Linked DNA regions of Mus musculus: region 2 is linked to region 1. Evidence: chromatin loops called from intact Hi-C (ENCODE). Cell type or tissue: left cerebral cortex. All regions are shown on one strand. Each heading gives the region's core, and the rest is flanking DNA. Links, peaks and the distances in the headings are about the cores only.

What was found. A loop is a pair of places that touch in the nucleus more often than their neighbours do. Peaks named below come from ENCODE experiments on the same cell type or tissue, not always from the same donor. Only the 100,000 strongest peaks of a DNase experiment are listed, where the experiment ranks them.
Region 2: it touches region 1 in a loop (5-fold over the local background); 3 of 42 quality-filtered maps call a loop at or near these places.

Annotation. Positions count from the first base shown.
Region 1 is chr11:34,702,552-34,707,927 of GRCm38, forward strand. It overlaps Dock2 (dedicator of cyto-kinesis 2), which reads right to left. Exons shown (of 52, transcript NM_033374.3): 11 at 4,737-4,812; 12 at 3,886-3,962; 13 at 3,219-3,344; 14 at 2,034-2,158. All of the region lies in intron 2 of Gm51858 (a long non-coding RNA gene), which reads left to right. Among named protein-coding and RNA genes, the nearest start is that of Gm51858, 10 kb to the left of the region's middle. In left cerebral cortex, for the core only: a CTCF peak has its summit at 2,417 (motif pointing left); DNase peaks (open chromatin) are centred at 1,415 and 2,427.
Region 2 is chr11:34,311,367-34,316,742 of GRCm38, forward strand. It overlaps Dock2 (dedicator of cyto-kinesis 2), which reads right to left. Exons shown (of 52, transcript NM_033374.3): 28 at 1,093-1,191. Insyn2b (inhibitory synaptic factor family member 2B) reads left to right here and starts at 3,456. Exons shown (of 4, transcript NM_001025382.2): 1 at 3,456-3,579. In left cerebral cortex, for the core only: a CTCF peak has its summit at 3,385 (motif pointing right); DNase peaks (open chromatin) are centred at 3,375, 3,778, 4,914 and 5,155; H3K4me3 peaks cover 694 bases.

The DNA of each region.
Region 1 (5,376 bases), core at 236-5,235:
CTAAAGTTTCTCTTAGCCATGATGAGCCATCTCTGCCTACTGCTCTCCTGTATTGAGTGTGTAACATTTATTGTATCTACTCTTGTGTAAGAAGAGACTACATTGCGTGTTTTTAAGACTAAAAACCCCAATCTAAGATCACAGGAATAATAGGAAAGATGCTGAACTCAGGGCATTTGAACTCTGAATTTCCCAATCTAAGTAAGGTCCTTGAAACACCAAATGGGGCTGGGTTAAGGTTAACATACTGCTTACTGAGCCATTTTCAGAGAGACCATTCCCACAGAAGTCCACCATACAGTGCAGGGGCATTTGAACATGCTACACGATGTGCAGTAGTAGTCATGTCTGCAGATAGGGAAAGAAAAGCCTCCCACAGGCTTCCTCAGCAATTTTTCAATAGTCAGCCAACTGAACTCCTCCATAGTATCACTAATGTATGAAACTAAAAATTATCAGTATGTCACATGGTTATTCTTCCTCCTCATGCTTGTCTGCAGTACGTTTGTCTGGCTTGAAGGAGTGACAATGGCAGACAGAAGAAGAGATCAGACACAAGGCAAGGTGTCAGTTTGCCTGTTAACTGTCCCTTCTGATTTGTCCTTTGCCTGAGTGGAAGTCAAGTGATACCAATATCTTAGTGATGAGGCTGAGGTTTAAAAGATCTCTGGGAAGGTAACTGGACAAAAATGACTGATCCATACATTCCCAAAATGAAAGTTTCCCTTTCAGATAAGAGCCTCCTGTCTTCCTTCCCCTGTGTTCTTTCAAGCCAAGTGTGTCTCGCTCGTTTTATTTTTCAGAAAAGTATTAGCATCCAACAAAAGAGGTTTTGCTAGGGTTTTGCTCATCAGCAATTAATTAACCACAGTGGTTTTAAGAATGAAAAGACAGTTGTAAAACCTTTTTTACATTTAAAACCGATAGAGTCTTCCCAGGGTTTTGTTGAAGCTGCCAGCAGCCTCAATTTGAAACTGGCAATATGTTGGAGAATCTTCTTAAGGTTACAGGCACTGTGGTGAGGAGGCTGAGTCAATCCCCATCTCTGCCACTGTGAACTGCAGGACCTAAGACCTGTTTTACTCCGCCGGAACTTCTATTCTCCCTTTGTGAACTTCCAGTGATAACAAACAGGGTGCCACTACCCAGCCTGACATGGGGACTATTATCTTCAGGGTGCTAGTCACTTTTAGACAGAAGGTGATAGATACATTGTGGCAGGCCTGAGCTCCGGGCTGTAGGGCTAGGGCTGGTGGCTCCCCCTTCTGCACCCCTCCCCCTGCTATCTGACTCCCTATAGGTGTCCTAGGAGGAATGTTTGCCCACGCTGTAACTTCTGCTGAGAGCCGATCTCATGATCTCATTTTCAGCTAAATATTCAGAGAGGAAGAATTCAGAAGCAAACCCTCCCACACACTGGACACAAGTGCTGACAACCTTAAAGGAAACATAAGCAAATAGATATAAACACACATGACAACGATTGCACAGGACATATGCTCTGTAAATAGAACCATGTGCTTTGCCTTTTTGAATGCATGCTGCTAACCCTCTGGAGACCAATTTGCGAATAAGACTTTCCACCTAGATTTCTGGGTGAGCGCTGCGGAGTTGGATTTAGTGCTGAGGATGTCTGCTTTGAAGACATTCTGAACCTCCACACCAGCCCAGGGCTCTGTATTGATCTTTACCATGGATTTTGCCTGAATTAAACTAGCTTGGGCTTCAATGAAAACAACATTTTTAACTACAAAAAAAGATAACCTATAAACAAGAGTGGGCACACATACACACACACTTATACACATACACACAGACACAGATTAGGAAAGTATACATTGAAGAATGCTTAGGTAAAAAGACTAATTAACATAGGTTCTAATTAGACCCTAGAACAAGGTATTAAGCAAGCTACACAGTATAGATCATGTGTTTCAATGTCTTCCCCAAAACTCTGATCCTTCAGAGAGCAGATAATTATGATCAGTCCCTCAGCCCCGGGTCCTGTCACTCAGCACTCTGGAGTCCCTTACAGGTAGCACTTTGCCATCCTCTGTGCACACACACATGATCACTTCCACGTTCCGCTGTGTGGTCTTGGTGTACTTGTCAAAGTCACCTTGTAAGAGAGTGATGTAGATGTCGTTCCTGACATCCCCTAAGGATGGAGAGAAGACCAGAGTTAGAGTCAGGCACTAACCACAGAGGTGGAGGGGACAGGGAGAAGCAGGAAGGACCATTAATAAAATGAAAATCCGAGCAGTTTAGAAAGGGCATTTTTTTTAACCTGACAGGAGGGATGGAGATGTAAGTAGCAAGGGAGGGTCGGAATGCTGGAAAAATCAGCAGCAGAAAGCCAGGTGGGGTGCTCAAAACTGGCCATGTTTTCTCTGTTCAAACCATTGCATTTCCATCCTCTAGTGACACCTTCTGGGAAGGTAAAGGAAAGCACCAAGCGAAATGAGCTTGGCCCTCAACCACGGATAGGCCTTTTTGTTGCACAAAAGTAGGGTTGAGGGATTTCCCATGAATCCTAGAGTCTAAGGGTGAAGGGCCAGGAGCACAGGTTGAGTGAGCTCCCGAAGGGAGTGAACAGCAGACATTGAGATCTCAAGTAAAGCAGATATCATTAAATCACAGTACAGGCCCCACCCTGGACCACCACCACTTAGCTACAGGAGAGAAAAGGATGAGTCAGAGGGCGTGTCATTACACAATCTGCCTCATGAAAAGCCTCAAGCATGTCTTGAATGCACTAATAGGCATGGTTAGTTAATAGGAGAGGCACAGAGAGACTTGCGGGGACTTCTGAATACCTTGTATGGCGTTTGGACATGTTACTGTAAGCATGGGTCCTTCAGACTATAAAATATGCTCTAAAAGCTGGAGAGTAGCACCACTCCGCCCCCCCCCCCCCGAGTAAAATGGGATCTTGGTATGAATAGTAAAACAGAGATGCCACCCGTGAGCTTCTGACTGACAAAGCAAGTTGCAGAGCTCCAAAAATGCTTATTAAAGTAGCGGTGCCTATAAAGAAGGACTGGGAGAAAGGGGATCTATGTTACTGTATGGGAAAACATGGTTTGCAGTGGTTTTGTTCAGGTAGAGGAATAAAGTAAAGGGAGTTGACTCTTAGGAAATTATGAACTACACAGCTGGACTCCTCAGCCCTGCTCATGGCCCTGCCCTTGAGGAAGGTCACTGCAGCTGTGTCCCACCTGGCATGATGATCTCTGGGAAGCCCAGCTTTCGGGCTACCACAGTGGTCCTGTCCACCAAGTGTGGGTAGTCTTTACGGATCTGAATGATGTCCCCCACCAGCATCTTCATGGTCACCCAAAGGCCTGGAAGGGAACACATGAACATTCAGCTTCTGTCTCTCTGTCTCTCTGTCTCTGTCTCTCTTCCTCCTCCTCCTCCTCTTCCTCCTCCTCTTCCTCCTCTTTCTCCTCCCCCTCCCCAATTTCCTCTCCTCCATCTCTCCTATAGGAGACTACTGAAATAACAGATACATTCACAGATGCAACAGGCCAACCCCAGGGGCTCTGGGCAACGTTCACTTATAGCTGGGTCAGCCTCTGACAGTTATTACAATCTCTGCACCCGAGTCTCCTAAAGCAGAGAGGATACCAGCTCATGTATCCCAGGACTTGGGTAAGGATGAAACCACTTGTAACTTAAAGGGCAGCACACAGGAGAGAGCAACTCCTCACTGTCACTTATGAAAGGAATGCCCATCCCATGCTTCCATGGGTGGTCTACAGACCACATGCTTCCCACTGTACTGTCTAGTCCAGGACTTGGACCCATTTACTGATGTCGCAGAGGCTCCTGAGCTGCAGCAAGTTTATCGTACTTGGACTCTGTATGATGGTGACTCCATACCTTGCCCTCCACTGTCTCCCTTGGAAGCTATGACTTTGCCCAGAAGGCTGTGAAGGAAATCGTTCTCAGCTGAGACCCTAGGAAGGAAAAGAGAGCACAAATGTTCCTGCTTTGCCCGATGGGAAGCTCCATCTTGTGTCCTAGATTTCCACATGGGAGATATCTAGCACCACTTAGGTGCAAAGTGAGCCTTCCATGTCAGCTCAGAGAAAGCAACACCCTCTTCACAAACAGTATGGCTCTGCGATTTGAGGCAACCAATGACTGCCACAGTCGTAGGCATTCATGTGACAGGAGAGATCGCTACGGCTCTGACATGAATGTCTTCTCTGGAAGGTAACAAGGACTTCAGTAGCTCCGGAAGACCTAGTCACTCACCTTTGGCTAGAGTCACTGGCTCCATTACCTGGAGATCTTTGTGGTGCTCAATCTTGACACTGCTCTCAACATGGGTCATTTTCAAGCAAAAAAAAAATTATAATTACCTCCTTGGTTGCCCCTGCTTCTCATGTCACAAATATATATGTGGCTTCCACAAAGGGCTCCCAATAGGCTGCTCCTTCACACTCTGTGGTCCCTGCTACACTTGTAATTAATGCCTTAAGCTTTGGTTGATTATCTGCTTAATTACCCATCTGAAGTATAAGCAGGGTCACATTGACCTTGTCTACTACTTCACCCCTGAGCCTGGCACTCTTCCTCTGGCTGCAGTAGAAGTTTCTGGATCATTAGCATGTCAGGGTGCCCTCTTTGGAGGCCCACCTACCCCCTTACTAAGAGGAGGAACAAGTTCACCCAGGGCAGCAGTAAGAGTAGGGTGGACAGCCTGGAGCCACACGGGAGTGACTTACGGGTGAAATGGAATAAAATGTTGCTTCTCTTCGTCGCTCTCTGCCTTGCCCTTGATGATGTCGGTGATGTCCATAACTAGAAAGACAGAGGAAGTGAACGGATGTTAGTTCAGCCAGGCAGGGGTGAAGAGAAGAGTGGATCATAAAACAGGAGAGAAGGGAAGCAACATGGGGCAGGGCTAGGGTACAGAAGAAGGCAAAGGAAATGGTTGGAAGTTGAGCAACAAGGTTCTTGTTACTGTATCTACTGACTCTCTTTGGTACCCACAAAACCCCAGGGCAGGAAATCCACAGGACCCAAGCATGCAATAAAAGAGCCTCTTTCCACAACCGTGCGCATGGCACATACACAGAACTGTTGAATCCGTGAGCCTTGCCAACTGACTTCATAGGCAGTATGCAAGTATGCGAGGGATGACTGGGAAGCCAGGGGACTTGTAATGGTAGAAGGAAGTATTCCAAGATAACAAAATGGATGAGCTACAGGGGTTTAAAAGAGTTCATGATGTAAAACTTGGATTTTTTTATCAGCTTTGAAAGCTCTGCTTTATTAGTTAGTTACTCATAATTATGTATCTATATATGTTGCACACATGTGTAAGAATGAGTGCAGAGGTCTGTAAGCACCTGATGACCTGGA
Region 2 (5,376 bases), core at 271-5,270, 390 kb before region 1:
TGAGTGTGTGCAAGGTGTGTGTGAGTGTGCGTGGTATAGTGTATATGTGTGATGTATGTGTGGTGTGTACTTGTGTGTGCACATACATATGTGCTTGTGTGAGTGTGCTGAGTGTGTGTGTGCTGTGAGCATGTGTGCAATTGTGTGTGTGAGTGTGTGTGGAATGGTGTATGTTTGGTGTGTTGTGGTGTGTGTGTGTATGTGTGTGCATGCGTGAATGGCATGGTATGTATGTGTATATATATATATATGGTGTGTTTGTGTATGTGTGGTGTGATATGTGATGTGTGTATATGGTAGGGTAGTGAGGGGGCTATGCAGAATATTATTTCAAAAACACTGCTTTTAAACTAAATTGTGAAAGTCTGGAAATGGTATTGGCTTATTTCTAGCAAATTTTTTCTTCTAGGAAAAAAAAAATCACCTTTGTGGTATAAAGTCCAAGCTTCCACATCAGAACGGGGTAATGTCAACCCACAGGTTAGCACAAGGTATCAAGCACATGCTATGTACTAGACTCTTGGCACAAAGCCAAGCTTGTGGCTTCTCCCTGGCGATGGTGGTGGGCTTAGCAGACGAGTCCTGAGTGGTGAGTTGAGCTCAGGAACCAGCTCTCTCTGTACACTGGCTACAGCATAGTGACAGCTGCATTTCCTGAGTGCTTTTACTGTTACACTTCGGATTCAAAGCCCGTGACACAGATAGTGTCATCCCTAGCTCCCAGATTGGAAAAACAAAACACCTGAGGCTTGAGAGAAGTTAGCTTGCCTGTGGTCACACAGTGACTTAGCTAGGATTCCAATCTAAAATATTATGACTCGGACACTCAGACTCTTGAGCTCCAGAGAACTCATGATTCATCGACAAATGTCTGTTTGCTAATGGGAATCTAGATGTGGGAGCCATAGCACACAGCTGTAATGGGCTGGAGATACGTTCTAGAAATGGAATCAGATTCGTATATCATATCTGCAACACACACGCTTGAGATCTGTAGGGGGCCTTCTTGCCCCAAACTCTTGAGAAGAGGAGCTTGGTATGCCACGCCTTTCTTGCCTCCTCCCAACCCCCTGCCATGTCCTGCAGACTTACCACAAGGTCTGAGCTGGTCTGGAAGGTCTCAATGTAAAATGAATAGTGTTGGTCGCCCATCTGGTCTAAGATAGCTGTCATACACGCCACAAAGTGACTCTACAAAACATAATGAAAAATACAAAGGCACTGAAATTTGTCCTTTCTGTCTCCTTGACATCAAACTTGAAAATATACAGCCCCCCCACCCCCCGCACTCATAAAGGACCACCCAGCAGCAAAGCATCTCCTCTTGCTGGCATGTAAAACAACTCCCTAAGAGGAAATGTCCTTACCGCTAATTCATTTTAAAACATTCATTAAACACCCATTACGTGCCTGTAGCTGTGCTAGGAGCTCCAGATACAAAACTAAGAGCAGAACCCCCTTGTCCCCCTCTTCACCCCACCTCTGTGCTGTTTGTACCTCGGAAACAGCACTCTATGGATGTTGGGAGACTCAGCCTATGTTAGCCAAGATTCTCAGGGGCAGTCAGTTTCATTTTCCTGGTAAATAATTTTGTCTGCATGAATCCCCATAGTCTTATCTGTGCCCTTATCCACTCCCAGAGGAATTCCTGGAAAGACCAACAGCTCCAACAGCACTGTTAAGTGCATGGCAAGTCTCTGCAGAGAGATCATTACTGGATCACCATGAATCAATCAGCCATGAGCGAACCTAACACCTACCAGGATTGGCATTATTTACGGATAAAGAAGATAAAGGAGATGCGGAGAGACAACCTTTGCTCTTCGTGAGTTTATTATTTAGTCGGGAAAGCGTGATTAATGTCCATGAGGAAAGGAGTCAGACAAGAGGGAAATCAAGGTAGAGATGTGAGGAGGAGGTGGGTCCTGAAGAAACCCTGAAAGTGGAGAAGCATGAGTTATAGCCTCATATGGACCAAAGGCATCACTCAGTCTCTCCTGTGTTCTCCCTCCCAGGGTGTTAAGTGTCTGTGCTGGGGCATGCTGGCATATAGAAACAGCACTTGAGGGGATATATTCTGGAAGCTGGTAAAGAAACACTGGTCACTAATCAAGCAGGGCTGAGATAATATTCTCAACTGTTTCCTGTAAGATCCTAGAGGGATGACCATCTTGGCCAGAGGAGGTCTCACTGTGAACCAGGCCAGGCCAGATTTTTTTTGAAGGTTGCCTGGTTACTGGTGGGATACAAGGAGTGTCCAGGGACTCCCACTGCTGAAGATAGGCTTGGAAATTTCATTTGAAATTTTATTTGAAATTTTATTTGAAAAATAAAGGTGTGTGATACCTGAGTGTGTGTCTCTGTGTCTGTCTATCTGTCTCTGTTCTTGTCTCTCTGTCTCTGTCTCTGTCTCTGTCTCTCTCTGTGTGTGTGTGTGTGTGTGTGTGTGTGTGTGTGTGTGTGTGTGTATCTGACAGTCTGTGGCCTTTGTTTAAAAAAGTCTCCTGTTGTTAAAAATATTGAATATGCATGCATGTAACCTGTATATCAGCCAGCCTGTAGGTCTGCTCGAGTGATGGACAGTGCTTATGGCCCCTAGGAAGTACCCTCTGCATTCTTTGGTAGGTCTCTTAGGTTGCTTAATGTGTTCCATGCACTCATTTGCCAAAGTAGCTAACATAGGTACAGGCTCTCGTTTGCTTCCTGGTGTTTTTCAATTAGGACGTTAGGGGTGTCATGCCTTCTCAGTCAGCAGGGCCAGCTATAGAACGGAATGAGGCAAAGATGTAGGGTCCTCACTTAAAAGTATTATGGATCATTTTGGAACAGCTGAGTGGCCTTTTAAAAGAAGGAACTCGATGACTAAGCAGGTCACCTGCACAGAAGCTGGTGACCGCTAAACCCACCCCATGTTTAGAAAACATGGATATCTGGCCCAAAGCACCAAGCTTAGACTTTCAGGGGGCTCTAGCCACTTTGAGTGTAGGAATCCAAAGCCTTGGGGATCCCACCTGCTTGTTATTTCCTGGCGAGACCTCCAGGGTGGGTAGTAGTGAGTTTGTGAAATTACTCAACTCTTTCAAACCAGGCTGAAGCAGCTGCATCCTGGCTAACTTAACAAGGTCGCACTGAAATTAAGAGATGGATTTCATACCTCTGGGTAGCCTAAATGTAGGGAAGGGAGATTCTAGAGTTTGAAGAGCTAGAGGTAGGTGTGTGTGGTGTGTGTGTGTGTGTGTGTGTGTGTGTGTGTGTGTGTGTGTGTGTGTGTGTGTTTACCTGGGCTTCCTCAGTTCCTGCTCCCTCCGTCTCCTCTCTTCTCTCCCTTCCTTAAAGAATTCATCCTGTGGCCACTAGAGGGCTTTTCTTTTCACATGGTAGCTGCTGTGCAGTTTGTTCGGCTTTTTATTTATTCCTACGTGAGCAGACCCACTACACTTCTTGCATATAAACAGTGAAAATTACAATATAAAGGGCTTATTTTTTCCTTCGTTTGGAGTTATCTTGCTTCTGGTCAAAGGCTGGCTCGTTGTACAAGGAAGGGGCGGCATCTTCTGCAGGTAATTCCACTGCTTGGAGGTAAGAGATATGGGAAGGTTTGATTTTTTTTTGTTTTTTTTCTTTTTTCTTTTTTTTTTTAAATCGATGATCTTGTAGGAAAAAAATGCTGTTGTCTCTTGGACAGCAGTCTACTTTAAATCTTTGGTTTAAATGAGTGCTGAGACTGTGAGCTTGTGTGGGTGTGTGTGGTGAAAATCCACCATTGTCAGAACTGCAGGCTGCCCCAAACGCCTCGATCCGCAAGGCTTGTTATTCCCAGTGGCTTGATTTGAATTGGAAGAGGAGGAAATGCAAAGAGCGAACCTCAGAGGAGCTCAAGTTGCTGGAATTACCTCGAACGGGCTGCATTCTCTTAGGGTTTGTTTAAGGAAACTTCTCTGCCTTTTTTTTCTTTCTATCTTTAAATAATGAAAAAAGAGAGAGGGGTTTTCCATTCTTCATTGGAGAGTTTGACCATTTTATGAAATAAACCATTATTGTTTTATTAGGAATCAGTCAGTGTGTTAGAGTTCACAGATCAATCAAAGTCACTTTACCAGCTTGTTAATTTCTTTGTCCAGATCAGCATGTAGAAAAGCCCGGTTGGGTGCCTTTCACTAGGATTTGCATGCACTGTCATGGAAGTTTAGACAAGTCACTTGCATTTGCCTGTTAATCAAAAATTGACTGCTTTATCTTGAACCGGAAGCATCCTGATTTTTCTACCACAGCCTAGCTCACTTTGGTATCGATCCTTAGGTGATCACACAGATGTGACTAACAGACTCCCTGAAGTAGAACGAGCCACAGGCAGTAGGTTCATTAAAGGCTCTGTCATTTGAATTGAATAGCCATTCACGATTTCTCATGCAATGAAGGAGTAATGGAATCACTTAGTGCTTCTCTGACGGCTAGCCCCTTTCAAGATTGTCTTCAAAATGGCAAGTGTGTCTTGGCCCTCTCCCATTTTCACAAGTTTGAGACCAGACTTTCATACCTGCCGTATCTAAAATGCTTAGAGAAATTGGGGAAGGATGGTTGGGGTGACAATCAGACTATTTGCCCTGGCAGCCAACATAGCCCTAAGGTCGACTGCTGCTCCAACTTTATATCATTAAAAGTTCAAACTCCCATCCCCTCCAATGACCTAGAAAAGCCTTAATGTTGCATGGGGTTCTCGGGGAGTTGGGGGATTCCCTGCAATCTGAGCCAATTAGAACCCTCTTCTTTTTATTCCTGGCAGAAATTCTATAATCGACATATATTTACTACCACGGCATGAGGCAGCCACTCATCCATACCAAAGCAGCATGCCAGGTGCCCGGATAGGAAATTGCTTCTTAAAACAGAGTACCAGAGGGACTTGCATATTAAATTCCAGAGAGAAATTGAATCTGAGTCTCTGGCGCAAAGCAGGCAGAGTCACCTCGCTCTAATCGGGTGGTTTAAAATGTGGCTAATGAATCACAGCATGAAGAGACACAGTTTGAAACTAGGTCAAACGTGTAAAAATAAGTGCAATCATTGCAGGCACTTGGCTGATGAGGGGCTACTTAATGCTGGAGTGGAGGGGTATATTTGCCGCATAGGACCTTCTTCGGCTATCTGAGACAATCAAGTCCTTTAATTAATCCGGCTCATCACTACACTCAGAGGTCTCGCACATCTGGGAGAGAACTGAAGCTTTGAGGAAAAGGACAACCAGTCAGGCTCTCTTTACTATGTGCTGGTAAGGAAACAAGAGGAAACCGATAGTGTGTGAGCAACATAGCAGACGACTTCAGTTTTGGTAGGAACTCTCCCCAAATCATTACCCTGGCTCCTTTGTATTAAAAG